Regions from separate parts of the Homo sapiens genome. Here region 2 is linked to region 1. A link is a loop called in an ENCODE intact Hi-C map of the cell type or tissue named here. Cell type or tissue: Caco-2. All regions are shown on one strand.

Region 1 (8,000 bases):
CTGGCTAATTTTTTTTATTTTTTATAGAGACCAGGTCTTGCTGTATTGCCCAGGCTAGTCTCGAACTCCTGGCCTCAAGCTATCCTTTCACCTCAACCTCCCAAAGTACTGGGATTTTAGGCGTGAGTCACCATACCCGGCCAAGAATTAATGAATCTTTTGATGTAACAGATATTTATAAAATTATAAATAATATGCACATTTAATCATAGTTGAGCAATATACCACACAGCAAAAGCTGACTTTACCTTATTCAAGGTGCCTCTATCACCTGAACTACAAAATGCCCTTGGCCTTCCTTACATGGGGTGAGGCCTTCCTCACTATTGATGCAGAATATAACAGTAATGGTTTGACCAGCCACTTACGGTAGCAAGAAACCTAACTCAAGGTCTCATCCCAGTTATGATCTGAAAGCAGTCAACATCTGCTCTGTGGGTAGGATTTATTTTATTAAGACAAAAGCTGGGTTGACGCCAAGGCAGAATGTGCCTGAGCAAACATGAGGCCCTCCCTGTCCATCCCCACCTTGGTGGTTCTCCTTCCTTTCCAGCTCCAGCAGCCCCTCTAGTTGGGTGGGCACGCAAGATGCCACCAGGCTCAGCCCTGTTTAGATACACAGCAACTGTGTAGCACTGTGAAAGTGGAGACTTCCCGAGGACTTAGATCCTTGTAAGATGAAAGGACTGAACTACATAGAATCAGTGCACTCCCTTCTGAACTTACCACGTGGTTTTTATTGTCGTGCGTGGTTTGCTTTATTATTTTTATTTATTTTTTGAGACAGCATCTTGCTTTGTTGCCCAGGCTGGAGTTCGGTGGCACAATCTTGACTCACTGCAACCTCCACCTCCCGGGTTCAAGTGAGTCTCCTGCTTCAACCTCCCGAGGAGCTGGGATTACAGGCGCCCACCGCCACGCCCGGCTCATTTTTGTTATTTTTAGTAGAGACGACAGGGTTTCACCATGTTGCCCAGGCTGGTCTCAAACTCCCGACCTCAAGTGATCCACCCACCTCGGCCTCCCAAGGTGCTGGGATGACAGGCGTGAGCCACCACCGGTTTGCTTTATTTTCAGTCTTCCCTTTAAACCTGAATCACTTAGTTGCCACAGGTAGAGTTTGAGTCCCAGTTAGGGTGGACTCTTAGTGCTGCAATTGGCTACACATGTGACCCTGGCTAAGCTCTCTGACTTCTTGGAGCCCGTTTTCTCATCTGTAAAATAGAGATACGGAGCATGAACCATGTCATATTCCTGAGAGGATTAAATGATGTCATAAGATGTATGTGTGGTTCCGGGCAGCCCCTCGGGAAAGGAGCAGCTCCTTCACAACCAGGACCGAAGGCAGGAAGCACAGCCTGTGCCTCCCTTTCTTCCTCCACAGAGCTTTGCCCAAAGTGGATTTCTCCTGAGCACTCACTGGCTGGTGGATAGAGAAGCTGCAATTGCAGAAAGACTAGGATTTTAATTTCAAAATGAACATGCTTTTGATTTTCTTTTTGTTGCAGAAACTGGAAGAGAAGTTCCGGCTGAACAGGCGAGAACTGATTGCCTTTGAATTCCCGGTGTTAGTGGCCTTGGAATTCGCCCTCCACTTGCCCGAGCACGAAGTCATGCCCCACTACAGACGGCTGGTCCAGAGTTCCTAGCACTGGCCCCGAGGACAGCCAAGGGCCATTTCTTCTCAGCTTGGTGGAGCAGCACTTACTTACTACTGGAAATGAAAAAAAGTAGAACTCAGAATACCAGACTTTTCTTCCTCTCGACATAGTTTGGGGAGAAGCAGTACTAGAAACTTTCCAAGGAGTCTTGGGTGTGTAGCCAAGAGGAGCCATGAGCTATGGACTCCTCAAGCACGGGAAGAGGAGGTGTGTGCTGAGAACAGAGAGGCCCTGCCCTCTGTCCACTAGCGAGAATCCCTAGCTGCCCCAGCCCAGTCTTTCTCCCCGGCATTCACAAACTTTGCAAGCGTGGTCCAGGGCCTTCTCCAGATCTGTTCCAACTTGGAGTGTGAAGGGCTTGAGCATACGGGGGAAGAGAGTCTGCAGAAGTTGGGGGAAAACTTTTAAAAGATACCCTCATTGTGTCAAAGAGTGTGCCAATCTATTTTTGTATCAGCATTGGAAGTGCACTTTCCCCTGGGGCGTGTGGGTGTGTGAATGTGCAAGTGTCTGAGAGATACTGCATCAGCCCTAGACCCCCAGAGCCAGTCCCGCCCTTTACAGAGCAGCCCTTAGCCTGGGGCCATGGGTCAGGCTGACCTTCAACAATTATTTCTAGATGATTTCTGGATAAGAATTGCTCTCTCGGTACCAGACAGTTTGACATCCTCCACCCTTAGAAAATGACTGACATTGTTTTGTTACTGCTCCTACCCACCAAGGGGATAAAGAAGGCGAGTTCTGAGTGTTGGATGAGTCAGTCGCGTGGAAGGACGTGGAGCGTGGCGCTCTGTAACTTCCTGCCGTCTGCCACCCCGCCACGTGTATTTAACCCTCGCACTTTCTCCACTGTGGAGATGGCTGGGGCGGCGCCCCACAGTGTGTATTCCTGTCCTCTATGTTAGAGTGCATCAGAAGCACATTTACTGTGCTATCTATATCGCTATATAAAAGTGTTTTATAAAAACCCAGAATAGGAGCACGACGCATGATTGGTGTTTGAGGCGTTTGCCAGCTGGGACAAACTGCGTTTGGAGCTGTGGTTAAGCTGACTAAGGAGGCGGTGGCTCTTTCTTAACATTCCCACGTGCCCAGGGCTGTTCATGCAAGATTTTAATGGTGACTTGTCCTGGCTTACTGGGACAGTCTGTATGAGGCATGTCACCACACTGTCGCCTCATAGCTGCAAGAGAGAGGCACCAGCTGAAGTTCCCCTGACTGAAGAGAGCCTGTGGCCATGTAAAAAGAGAATTAAACTCTTGTTGCTTTTTGTATACCTGTATGCGTTTGTGTAGACGTGTGTCTCACCAGTCACCTTTGCCCTGCATTGCTGATCCCCTTGCGCACACTGATTCTAGTGAGGTCACAGATTCGGAGCTTCACACACCAGCCCAGAGAAAGGGCGATGGAACCGAACCGAGGGTCTGCAGCTTTCGTTAGCAGAGCTGTCAGATTCTTGACAGTCTTGGAGGATGGAGAAATTCAAGCAGCAGCTGGTGAGGGCCAAAACAGAATACTTGGCTTCTTCAGAATCTTAGATTGCACTGAGTTTAGTCCTAAATATTTTGCTAACAAATTTCCTTGGCCAGAATCAGTTGTAAGACAGTGATTTGGGTGGTGGGGGGAGGGAGGAGGGAGAGGATATGATTAATGTGGTCTCTTTGGCTGATCGAAAGCTAGATCAACTGGTACTTAGGGCACTTGCTGTTTATAAAGCAAAATTGAGAAAATATTCAAGGTGCCTCCATCGCCTGAACTACAAAATGCCCTTGGCCTTCCTCACATGGGGTCTGTCACCTTGCATCTCTGATAAGCCATCCACCTTCCTGGTCAGTGCCTACAGGGGGAGAGCCTTTCTGAGAAGCAGGTCCTGTGGTATCTGAGAATGGTCTAGAGAGCTCCCCACTGCCCATCTGCCCCCGAATTTCCTGCCAAGCTCTGGGGAGTGGGGTGGGGGGAGGGACGTCCGATGGATGACAGGCCGCCAGCCCAGACGTGGGGAGAGAAGCCTGAGTCCTTTCCTGTGTGATAAAATCAGGCTAATTTACTTGGATTTGGGGTGATTTGTTTGGTTTTTAGCATTTATGAGGTGAGCCCATGAAGTTAGTGGTCCATTACTTTTTAAAGATGCATTTTCATTTTAAACTGTCTCCTGGCCTGTGGATTTGTGGAATGGACAGTTTTGTGGGTTTTAATTTATTTGTGAGGAGTCGGGGCTGAGAAGGCATTTTATCAGGAGGTCTCCTTTTGCACGTCCATGACATGAGCTTTTCGGAGGCAAAGGAAGTGGAGGAGGGTGAGAGATGCAGGTCACTGCCAGAGGCACCTCTGTGACACGGAACATTCCAGACACGTCGCAGCCTTGGGCTTCGGCGAGGAGGAAGTCTGAGCCTGTGAAGCGAGAAGGCCAGGCAGTAGACTGGCTCTGAGGTTTTGCCCTTTGACCTCCTCCACAGAGGGCAGCTTCAGCCCCTTGTAAGCCCTGCCCCCTCTCAGGACTGCCCTGAGGCCTCTCCAGTCCTCCCCACACTCAGAGATCTGTGGGGAAGCTCCGCCCAGCCACACTCCTTGGGATAATACTAGCCGGTTCTGCCTGATTCCTTTTCCCCCGGAGCCAGCCTAGGGGGCCCGGGACTCCTCTAGTGAGCCTTGACTGTTAGGTAAGAGACAGGAAGCAGACAAGCCAAGAGGTTGCTGCAGCTGCCCCCAGGAGGAAACGGGCAGCAGGGAGTGTGGCCCAGCCCCCACTGTACCCCTCCAGGGGCCCGAGCCCTTGCCAGCCCAATGACACCTTGAAGTCACCACTTTTCCTTTCTTGCCCGCTAATAAAACCTATTTAAACAGGAAATTCATACCAAATGCAAATGGGTTTTGTTTTCCTTGGCATTTTGTTGTTCCGATCACAGATTTCCCTGCCAGGGTGTCTGTGGTTATCAGCTGCAGGCTCAGCTTGGGGCGGCCGCTTCACACAAGCCACTCTGTACCACGTGCCCTACCTTAGTGACGGGAGTAAGGAGCTTCCTTCCCCTCCATGTCATTCCTTCCTGTTCCCTTCATTCCCCAACAGCAAATAAAACTGTTGAATGCTCTGGCTGCTGAGTTCTTTATCTCTCACTCAGACGTTTCCGGCTTAGTGCTGAACAGCTGGCCCCTTGCCCTCCCCAGCCCTGGCTGCCTCCCGTGACTCCTGAGAGCCTGAAGCCTTTCTGCCCTGCTGCAAGCTTAAGTGGGTGGGGTGGGGGGAGGCTGGAGAATGAAGTGCATTTGAGCCAGGTGGTTTTGTTACCTGTTCAGCAACAAAAGACATCTTTCAAATCAAGGGGGATTTTTGGGGTTGGGGATGGGGGCGCGCCCTGACGTCACCTCCCCGGGGCTGTTGGCACAGTTGGGTAAGCACAGTGCTGAGGGCCAGCAAGAGCAGGGAGTAAACTGAGTGTAAATCTGGAATCACATCACCAACACCAATGTCAATAAAAAGCAGCTTCCAGTCATGCAGCTGCAAAGCAAAGCTGAGATTCAAAGCTGGAAAAGAAGAAAAATGGCAGGTGAAGGGGAAAGGTCCTCTTGCCACCTGCACACAGCCCAGCGGAAGGGACCCAGGCCAGGATGGGAAGGGGTGCTATCTAAGAGCCCCCACCCCATAAAGGGCCCTTTAGACTTCGAAATAGGTAGTCCAGAAAGGCTGCAAACCTAAGACTGGCAAAACCACAAAGAAATGCCTCGCGAGTACTGTGCTTCCTCACACACAGACTTCTTGACTTCAGATGACACATCATCTATACAACATCAATACACCTAGTACGGCTAGGTGTGGTGGCTTACACCTGTAGTCCCAGCTACTCAGGAAGCTAAGACAGAAGGATCACTTGATCCCAGGAGTTCAAGGCTGCAGTGAGCTAGGATCATTCCACCTTATTCCAGTCTGGGCAACAGAGCAAGACCATGTCTCTATTTTGTTTTTTAAGGGCTGGGTGGGGCAGGCACAGTGGCTCACACCTGTAATCCCAGCACTCTGGGAGGCCGAGGTGGGTGGATTGCTTGACACCAGCCTGGGCAACATGGCAAAACCCTGTCTCTACTGAAAATACAAAAAATTAACTGGGCATGGTGGTACACGCCTGTAGTCCCAGCTAGTTGGGAGGCTGAGGTGGGAGAATCACCAGAGTCCAGGAGGTCAAGGCTGCAGTGATCACACCACTGCACTCCAGCCTGGGTGAAGGGAGCAAGACCCTGTCTCAGAAAAAAAAGAAAAAAGTACATCTAACCTACTAAACATCACAGCTTAACCTTTCCTACCTCAAATACACTCAGAACACTTTTGTACAGTATTTGATAAATTACATGAGATAGTCAACACCTTCTTACAAAATAGGCTTTATGTGAGATGATTCAGCCTAGCATCTCCAAGGGGTATCATACAGCACATGGCTAGCCTGGTAAGGATCAAAATTCAAAGTACATTTATACGGAATGCTTTTGCACCATCATAAAGTTGACAGTTGTGCAAGTCAAACCATCATAAGCTGGGGCTTCCATATGCCATCTCTCACCACCATCTTGCCACTAAGAGCACGGCCCAAGGATCAGCAGCATTCACATCACCTACAGGCTTATTAAAGATGCAGAATCTACATCTTACCATTCCTCCTTGGTGATTTGTATGCCTGTTAAAGTCTGAGAGGCACCATTCCTCCGTATTAGCATAGGACATAAAACTGTCTAGGAAAGAGAAAGGTATAGAGAAAAATCTAAATTTTTTTCTTTAATACCAAAAAGAATAGTGCCAGCTTCAGAGGTTGTTTTGACATGTGTTTACCTAGCTGCTTCATCTAACAATTTTTTGGGTGCACAAGGCCAAAAAGATGTAAACTGGACTAAGCAACAGCTAACATATTGGTCCCAAGTACAGAGCTAACTTACAGTGCATCACAGCAGCTGCTGGTTAAGGACATTGCTCAGATGAGGCCTGGATCCCAGGTTCCCAGGGCTCACAGATACAGCGTTAGGATGGTGGCAAGTCAGGGTTCCCAACAGCACTGGAGCACAATTCTCTACTGTAGCTGGGGACTGTAGAGCTGTGACCTTGGGGACATCACAAATGGGCAGACCTCCAGTTTGCTTGGACTGACACTGATTGACGTCCACCTAGCGCTTATGAAATGTGTCTTCCACTGGGTTCTGTGGGCTTCCTGATGTCGGGCAGAGCCTGCTGGGGGCAGGTGCAAGGCACCCTTACCAGGTGCCGTGAGGCTGTTCTCCAGATGAGCCTCAATGTGGAAGCTTGAAAGGGAAGCTCCAGGGGAGAGACAGATTCCCCAGGTGGGCCCAGGGTTGGCCAAGGCCAAGGCAGCAGGGTTGGAAATCAGTGCTCAGGAATTAGCCGAGTACACAGATCACAAAGTGGGTCAAGATGAAGCAATTGTCTGGTCCCAAAAGTGAAGACCAAGAAACCAGAACTGACAAGTTAGATGCTTGGAAAGAAGATGGGTGGGAATGAAATCAGGGACTCCTTACCAGGGCACCAGAACAGGCTAGTGAGAAACCAGAGACGTGAACTGTGATAGGCAGATGAAGCCTTGGACACGGTCTTCAACAAGGGGCTGGTGCTTAGGAGGACTCGATATTCACCAAGCAGATATCATGCGCCAGCCCTGTGCTGGGCACTTAATGCACCTGTCCTCATTTAACCCTTAAACAATGAGGTACCTGGGGCTCTGAAACATCACATAAGGTGGCCAATGACACACGATTATGAAGTGACAAAGGCAAGATTCAAACCCAGCTATAATTCCAAAGCCCAAGCACCTGTCCTGCCTCATGCTTAGAATGAAACAGAGCCACTAACATGGTGGAGGGCCAAAGCGAGGCTGAGCCAGATGCTGGAGAGATGGCCTTGAGTTAGAGGAGGTCTTCTGATGCCCTCAGTTAGACAGGGCCTTCTCCCTGCCCTTCCCAGCCACTGCTGGCCCTTTTCCCTGCAGAGGAGAAGGGATCTGGAGCTACGAAATCCATAGCATCGTCTTCTTGGGTCTGAGTGGCCTCCACATTTGATGTGGGGCCCACGTCTGAGCCCCCTGGTAGAACATGAAATGTTTGGAAAACTTGCTTCCATAACAAGTAAGCTAAGGGGCTTTTGAAAGTAAGTAAAAGATCACAATCAGGTTTAACGCAGCCAGTGTTCACGTCCACCAACATTTCACCAGCTAGTGTCTCGTGGTGCATGTGTAGATTTTCCACCATGTGTTATAATTAAGACAAATTCTCCTTGCCCTACGCTCTGCGTGTTCCTTGGCTGCTGTCCCTTTAATCAGTGTGTGACTAGGAAATGCAAATTTGTTT
Region 2 (8,000 bases), 180 kb before region 1:
CCATAAATATTTGTGCCGTTGTCTTAGTTTCAATTAGCATTTGGTGTTTTCCTTGGACTGGTTTTTGTGATGGGATGGGGGTGGAGTATTCACAGCCTGATATGCCTTCTGTGAAACTCTGCATCCCGAAACCACATAGCGCAGTGCAGGAGACGACATCGATGTACAGTCAAAACAAGACTGGGAGTGCCCTGTGAGCCAGGCAGTGCTGCGTCTCAGCTGCAGAGTGACCCTGAAGCTCAGGACACCCGGAGGCAGTCATCACACGGAGGAACACTGAAAAAACAAGCCCTCCCCTGAACCTTCCAGAACTTTGCTCTGAACTGACACAAGGTGACCACCATCCAGAACCTAATTCCAGGGAAGAACACTTTTATGAGAGTCAACAGGTGTCATTGAGAAATCTGGATATAAGTTCATAGAGGGTGGTGGAGGAGAGAAATAAGACATTGTAAACCAAAGGCCCTTGCAGATAGAAGGATTTCCAAGTGCTCCTATATGTCAATGAACTCCTTTGAGTTTTTATTTCCCCATCTGTAAAATGGGACTACTAATACTCATCCTGATGATCACCAGGGACCAAATGAGGAAGTTATGTAAATGAGATCAGTTTAAAAACTATAAAGTGCTCTGGGAATACGACTGCTATTCTGTAATACATGTATGTATGTACTGTATGTATGAAGTGGAGTTTCAGCAGCATGACATGGACAACAGTGATTTCCACTAAAACACATGAGAAAGAATATACAATTCATGATAAATTTCAAGTGACTGTTGCATTTATTTTTATTATTTTTGGTTTTTAAAGACAGGGTCTCTCTGTTGCCCAGGCTGGAGTGTGGTGGCTATTCACAGGTGGGTCATGGTTGTAGCACACTACAGCATCAAACTTCTAGGCTCAAGTGATGCCCCACCTCAGCCTCCATAGCTGGGACTACAGGCAAACTCTATCACACCGAGCTAGTTATTGCATTTTTTTTTTTTTTTTGAGACAGAGTCTCACTCTGTTGCCAGGCTGGAGTGCAGTGGCGCAATCTCAGCTCACTGCAACCTCTGCCTCCTGGGTTCAAGCGATTCTCGTGCCTCAGCCTCCCAAGTAGCTGGGATTACAGGCGTGCGCCACCACATCCAGCTAGTTTTTGTATTTTTAGTACAGATGGGGTTTCACCATGTTGCCCAGGCTGGTCTCAATCTCCTGATCTCGTGATCTGCCCGCCTTTGCCTCCCAAAGTGCTGGGATTATAGGCATGAGCTACCGCTCCTGGCCGCTACTGCATTTTTAAACCTGGGTCAAGCAAGACAGCTTTGCAAACATAACAAAATAACAACAATACAGTCCCGTAGTGTTAGATAGGGATTTTGCACGGGCACTGAGCCTTCCAGACAAACTCAAGGCTGGTGAGGCAGGTGATACCTACAGCCTGGAGGAGCCAACTCCTCTACGCATGCTACACACACAGGGGTGCCGTTTCTGGGCTGCAGCTCCAGGCTGGGGAGAGTTCCTCGCATGGATAAATGTTAGAGACAGTGTCTTACAAAAATGAAAAACGAAGTCAAGTTTTCTTCGCAGCTTCTATACATGTACCCAATGAAAATCAGAAAACCACAATTCTAATTCTTAGGCCGGGCGCGCTGGCTCATGCCTGTAATCTCAGCACTTTGGGAGGCCAAGGCAGGTGGATCACCTGAGGTCAGGAGTTCGAGACCAGCCTGACCAACATGGAGAAACCCCTGTCTCTACTAAAAATACAAAATGGGCCAGGCGCAGTGGCTCACGCCTGTAATCCCAGCACTTTGGGAGGCCAAGACAGGTGGATCACGAGGTCAGGAGATTGAGACCATCCTGGCTAACATGGTGAAACCCCATCTCTACAAAAACTACAAAAATTAGATGGGCGTGGTGGTGGGTGCCTGTAGTCCCAGCTACTCGGGAGGCTGAGGCAGGAGAATGGCGTGAACCCAGGAGGCAGAGCTTGCAGTGAGCCAAGATCACACCACTGCACTCCAGGCTGGGTGACAGGGTGAGACTCCGTCTCAAAAAAAAAAAAAAGAAAAACACAGTTCTAATTCTTATTGATACTCTTTTGTCTCAGAATGATAGAACGGAGAAAAAGTAGAGGTTTTTTTTTTTGAGACACAGTCTCACTCTGCAGCCCAGCCTGAAGTGCAGTGGCAGGATCACTGCAGACTCAACCTCCTGAGCTCAAGCAATGCTCCTACCTCAGTCCCCCAAGTAACTGGGACTATAGACACACACCACCACACCTGGCTACTTTTTTTCATTTTTTGTAGAGACAGGGTTTCACTTTGCTGCCCAGACTGTGTCTCAAGCTCCCGGTTTCAAGCAATCGTCCCACCTCAGTCTCCCAAATTGCTGAGATTACAGGTGTGAGCCACGGTGCCTGGCCAAAAGTAGGATTTTATAGTGATATTCCACAATCCTTCATCAAGTCTCATCCAAATCAATCTGTTTCTTCAAGATTTCACAAAATCATCAAATGCTGGGGCTGCAAAGGATTTTAAGTGTTATGTTCTAGTCGTTCACCAGAGATTCAGTTTCATCCCTACAGCGTCAAGGCTAAAAACTCTTGTGTTGGGATTTGACCACCTGAAATCATATCCTGGCTCTACCATTTCCTGGATGTAGGACTCTGAGAAATTTAAACTATCTCCAAGTCCCAGTTTCCTCATCTATAAAATGGAAACAATAATAATATCTACCTCAGGCTTGCTGTAATGAAGAAATGAAATAACGTACCCTAACGTCATGTCCAGCACCCAGCAACTGGCCAGTTAGTGTTCACTATTACTGTCAATTTTAGAAACGTTAGATACAAAGCACAAAATACTCTGCAGCACCATTAAGCCAAGGCGTCCCATTGGAGACTCTGGCAGTCTGTGCCTGCCAATAGCTAACTCCATTTTTTTTTTTTTTTTTTTTGAGACGGAGTCTCGCTCTGTCACCCAGGCTGGAGTGCAGAGGCGCGATCTCGGCTCACTGCAAGCCCCGCCTCCTGGGTTCACACCATTCTCCTGCCTCAGCCTCCCGAGTAGCTGGGACCACAGGCCCCCGCCACCACGTCTGGCTAATTTTTTGTATTTTTCGTAGAGACGAGGTTTCACCATGTTAGCCAGGATGGTCTCGATCTCCTGACCTCATGATCTGCCCACCTCAGCCTCCCAAAGTGCTGGGATTACAGGCTTGAGCCACCGTGCCCGGCCGCCACTAGCTAACTCTTGATCTGTAAAGCTAATTAACTGAGTATTTATCAGAGTGGGGAAAGAAAAAGGAATTTGAAGGGAGTGACAATAAAATTAATTTAAATATCGTAAATCCAATTCAGTAAATCCTTTCACTCAAGAGAAGTGAAGGCAGTGTTTCCAGGACACAGACAGGTATGCTTTGTGCACATGTGCTTCCCACTCCAGAAAGCAAGCCTGGCGTCCATGATCTTATGGTGTGTGGAGGGGATATCAACAAACTGGCTGCTCAGGAGCAGGGACCATTCCCAGCCTGGCATGTGTGTAAGTGAGAAAAGCAGGGGGCACCAGAGTCACAGGTTAAAAAAGTGGTTCAGCTTCCTGGAGCACTACTCTTCTGAAACAGAACGTAAATATTTGCATGCATTTTTTCAGACAAAATACACTACTTCAAAGAACTTTCTGGCATGCCATATTCCATCTCTAGCTGGGCCTCCAGTTCCGCAGGGACTGTATACTCTGTTCTGCCAAGGAGGGCTCTGGGGGAAGAGCTGGTGGTGCCCTGGAGTAGGAGAAAGATCACTGGACCAGGAGGCAGCGCGGGGAATGGCTGAGGTCTAGGTTCCATCCCCTCTGCTCCTCTAACCCCTTCTACTGTCACTAAAGGCACTATCTCAGCTCCTGCACTTAGCATGGCTTCCCTAAGTTACCCCAGCAGCCACCCAAGAAGGTGGCTAAGAAAGAAGCACTTCCTTCTTTCACGTAGAGTGATCTTTTGAAACCAAATTGACTCAGGCTAGAAACCTTCCATGAGTCCCTCTGGCTTCTGGAGTAAAGTCCCTGGCACAAGGCCCCTCACAGCCCAACTCCCAATGAAGGCTTTGCTATTCCACCACTCCCCATGCACCCCACATCCCTCAGCTCCCTCCCTGTTCTCCTCGCTTTTCCTGGTGCAGCTCCATCTGCCTTGTTCCCCAGTCCACTCCACCCAGGGAACCTTGGCTCACCCCTTGAGACCTCATTCATAGCCCTCCCGAGTAGGATGTGTTCCATCTCAACAAAGCAAGGTCCCCACGTTAACTGGCAGCCCTGGTTATCAGTGCGTGCTGACTGCAATTGTGTTTATTCCCTTTTCTTTTTCTTTTCCTTTTTTTTTTTTTGAGATGGAGTTTTACTCTTGTTGCCCAGGCTGGAGTGCAATGGCGTGATCTCGGCTCACCGCAATCTCCGCCTCCCGGGTTCAAGCGATTCTCCTGCCTCAGCCTCCCAAATAGTTGGGATTGCAGGCATGCACCACCATGCACGGCTAGTTTTGTATTTTTAGTAGAGATGGGGTTTCTCCATGTTGGTCAGGCTGGTCTCGAACTCCTGACCTCAGGTGATCCACCTGCCTTGGCCTCCCAAAGTGTTGGGATTACAGGCGTGAGCCACCACGCCTGGCCGTTATTCCCTTTTCTAGTTGGCAGAGAAAACCTCAAGAAGCTCTTTTGAAACTAAATCTCAGCAGATTTTTATTTCCAAACAGAATTAAAACAGGAAGTGAGAGTCAAAGTGTGCTCCACTGTGACAAAAGTCACATTAGGAAATCAAAGTGTCCTCATCTCTTAGGAAGCTCAGGTCTCCTTAGGGGCACAGTGAAATTCCCAGGCTTCCATCTGAGAGTCTATGGAAACTCACTTCAAGAGGTTCTCACTGGTGTTTGATTTTACTCCGAGGCAGGGCAAAATGTTTCATGGTTTTGAACGTGAAGAAAGTTCCTGCAGAGGCAAAGTCAGACAGGGTCAACTGCAGGGGCTGCAGAGAGCCAGGCTGGGGGCCAGCTAGAGTTAGAAGAGACTTCAGTGTTTCCTTCAATTAAAAAAAAAAAAAAAAGCCCTTTTGTAGAGGAAGTCCTGTGTCTCCAAGCAAGTTCTAACTTCACTAAAAAAAGCTTAGCTAAGCTCCGCCAACTGATTCGGTCTTTTTCCACAGAGAGGGAGAAGAGGGATGGCTGTTTTCTCTCAACTCCAGAGGAGAGTGAGTGAGGAATGAATTGTTTGTCTTCCACATAGCAAACCAAACTGGAGTCATTTTTACCCGAATGTATCAGTGGAAACCAAACTGGCGTCACTACAAAATTCCCAAGTCTCTTGCTGCTTCTGGGTTTATTCCTTGTTGTCAATGTTGTTTATTTTGTTCTTCCCACAAGTTGCAATGAATAATGTTGAATAAATGAATGAATAATGAATAATAAGAATGAATAATAAGTGAATGAATGAACACAAAACAGAAACTAACAAACTATCCAGGAAGCACAGAGATGTGTCATAGCCAGCAGAGAAAGGCTAAAAGACCTCAAGTTGTTTTCTGCCATTCTTACAAAGATGCTAATTATTATTATTATTATTTTTGAGATGGAGTCTTGACCCGTCACTCAGGCTAGAGTGCAGTGGGGCGATCTCGGCTCACTGCAAGCTCTGCCTCCCGGGTTCACGCCATTCTCCTACCTCGGCCTCCTGAGTAGCTGGGACTACAGGCACCCGCCACCACTCCTGGCTAATTTTTTGTATTTTTAGTAGAGACGGGGTTTCACCGTGTTAGCCAGGATGGTCTCGATCTCCTGACCTCGTGATCCACCTACCTCGGCCTCCCAGAGTGCTAGGATTACAGGCGTGAGCCACCACAACCGGCCGATGCTAATATTTTATCCGAACTCTACTTACAGCTCAAATTTTCGTTTTGTCATTCATCATTTATCTATTCATCTGGTACTTACTGAGTTGTTATATGTGAGGCATTGCATTAAAAGTCACCCAGGCTGGGTGCAGTGGCTCACGCCTGTAATCCCAGTATTTTGTGAGGCCAAGGCAGGAGGATCACGAGATCAGGAGATCGAGACCATCCTGGCTAACACAGTGAAACTCCATCTCTACTGAAAATACAAAAAATTAGCTGGGCGTGGTGGCGGGTGCCTGTAGTCCCAGCTACTCGGGAGGCTGAAGCAGGAGAATGGCGTGAACCCGGGAAGTGGAGCTTGCAGTGAGCCGAGATGGTGCCACTGCACTCCAGCCTGGGTGACAGAGTAATACTCCATCTCAAAAATAAAAAGAAAAAAGTAATCAGATATATAAAAAAACTTGGAATAAACAAAAAAAAATTACTGGTGTCTCCAGTGGAAAACAATGTGTTGCTTAGAGCACACTGTTCTAGATTATTTAATTTCAGCTATTTATTGTCTTTGAGCTATTTTATAACTTTTTTTTTGAGACAGGATCTCGCTCTATCACTCAGGCTACAGCGCTGTGGTGCAAACACAGCTCACAGCAGCCTCCACCTTCCAGGCTCTGGTAGATCGTCTCGCCTCTGCCTCCTGAGTAGCTGGGACTACAGGCGTGTGCCACAATGCCTGGCTAATTTTTACATTTTTCATAGAGATGGGGTCTTGCTGTGTTGCCCAGGCTTGTCTCAAACTCCTGGGCTCAAGCAGTCCCCCACCTTGAGCCCACCAAAGTACTGGGATTACAGGCATAAGCCACCTTGTCCAGCCTATTTTAACTTTTAAGTTGTCAAATACTGATAGCAATGCAAAATAATTCTTGTCTCTAGACGTAAATTCTGTTTGGTGGTGGTTGAATTGACTCCCTCTGCTCATACCCATTAATCTCCCCCACCTCAACCTGCCTTTGGAAAGAGCGAAGTTCACATCTATTTATAAATTTATTTCAACATTTATTTTATTTTATTTTGTTTTTGAGATGGAGTCTCACTCTGTCACCCAGACTGGAGTATAGTGGTGCAATCTCGGCTCACTGCAACCTCTACCTCCTGGGTTCAAGCAATTCTCCTGCCTCAGCCTCCCAAATAGCTGGGATTACAGGCACCCACTACCGTGCCTGGCTAATTTTTATATTTTTAGTAGAGATGGGGTTCCACCATGTTGGCCAGGCTGGTCTCAAACTCCTGACCTCAAGTGATCTGCCCACCTCGGCCTCCCAGTGTTCTGGGATTACAGGCATGAGCCCCACACCCGGCCTCAACATTTCTTTATTCCACATCAGTATGTGGTTCTTTGCTTTCTCCTTTAAATGATCATAACATCTGCCTGGTTCCTGTCTCATAATGAGGTAAATAAAATCTTTAACATGTGTTCATTGTATATCTATGTGAGAGTCATGATTTTACCTTTTCAGAAAACTTCCTTTAACAAAGGTAGCAATCTTTTCAAGTACTGTTCATGTTTCTGAGTCTTAAGAAATGATTGCCGGGTGCGGTGGCTCATGCCTGTAATCCCGGCACTTTGAGAGGTGGAGGCGGGCAGATCACAAGGTCAGGAGTTCGAGACCAGCCTGGCCAACATGGTGAAACTCCCGTCTCTAATAAAAATACAAAAATTAGCTGGGTGTGGTGGCACGTGCCTGTAACCCCAGCTACTGGGGAGGCTGAGGCAGGAGAATCGCTTGAACCTAGGAGGTGGAGGTTGCAGTGAGCCGAGATTGTGCCGCTGCATTCCAGCCTAGGGGACAGAGTGAGACTCCGTCTCAAAAAAAAAAAAAGGGAAATGATTATCTCCTGCCCAAGGTTATGAAGATATTTTAATGCACGTGCTTCTAGGCCTTTTAAAGTTTTGCTTTTAGCCAGGTGAAGTGGCTCATGCCTGTAAGCCCAGCACTCTAAGGGGCTGAGGCAGGAGGATTACTTGAGTCCAGGAGTTCAAGACAAGCCTAAACTTGGCAAAACCCCATCTCTACAAAAAAATACAAAAATTATCTGAGTGTGGTGGTGTGCATCTGTCATCCCAGCTATTATACTTGGGAGGC

What was found. Hi-C counts contacts between places; a loop is a spot of excess contacts. Peaks named below come from ENCODE experiments on the same cell type or tissue, not always from the same donor. Only the 100,000 strongest peaks of a DNase experiment are listed, where the experiment ranks them.
Region 2: it touches region 1 in a loop (13-fold over the local background); 2 of 110 quality-filtered maps call a loop at or near these places.

The regions. Positions count from the first base shown.
Region 1 is chr18:23,255,719-23,263,718 of GRCh38, forward strand. It overlaps CABLES1 (Cdk5 and Abl enzyme substrate 1), which reads left to right. Exons shown (of 10, transcript NM_001100619.3): 10 at 1,509-4,752. The coding sequence ends at 1,649. It also overlaps a transcript of SLC35D4 not described here. Among named protein-coding and RNA genes, the nearest start is that of CABLES1, 120 kb to the left of the region's middle. RefSeq lists enhancers at 3,581-4,244, 3,875-3,924. In Caco-2, no CTCF peak of the experiment used is centred here; DNase peaks (open chromatin) are centred at 4,183 and 4,683; H3K4me3 peaks cover 199 bases.
Region 2 is chr18:23,074,036-23,082,035 of GRCh38, forward strand. No RefSeq gene overlaps it. Among named protein-coding and RNA genes, the nearest start is that of CABLES1, 57 kb to the right of the region's middle. In Caco-2, a CTCF peak has its summit at 3,593; a DNase peak (open chromatin) is centred at 3,566.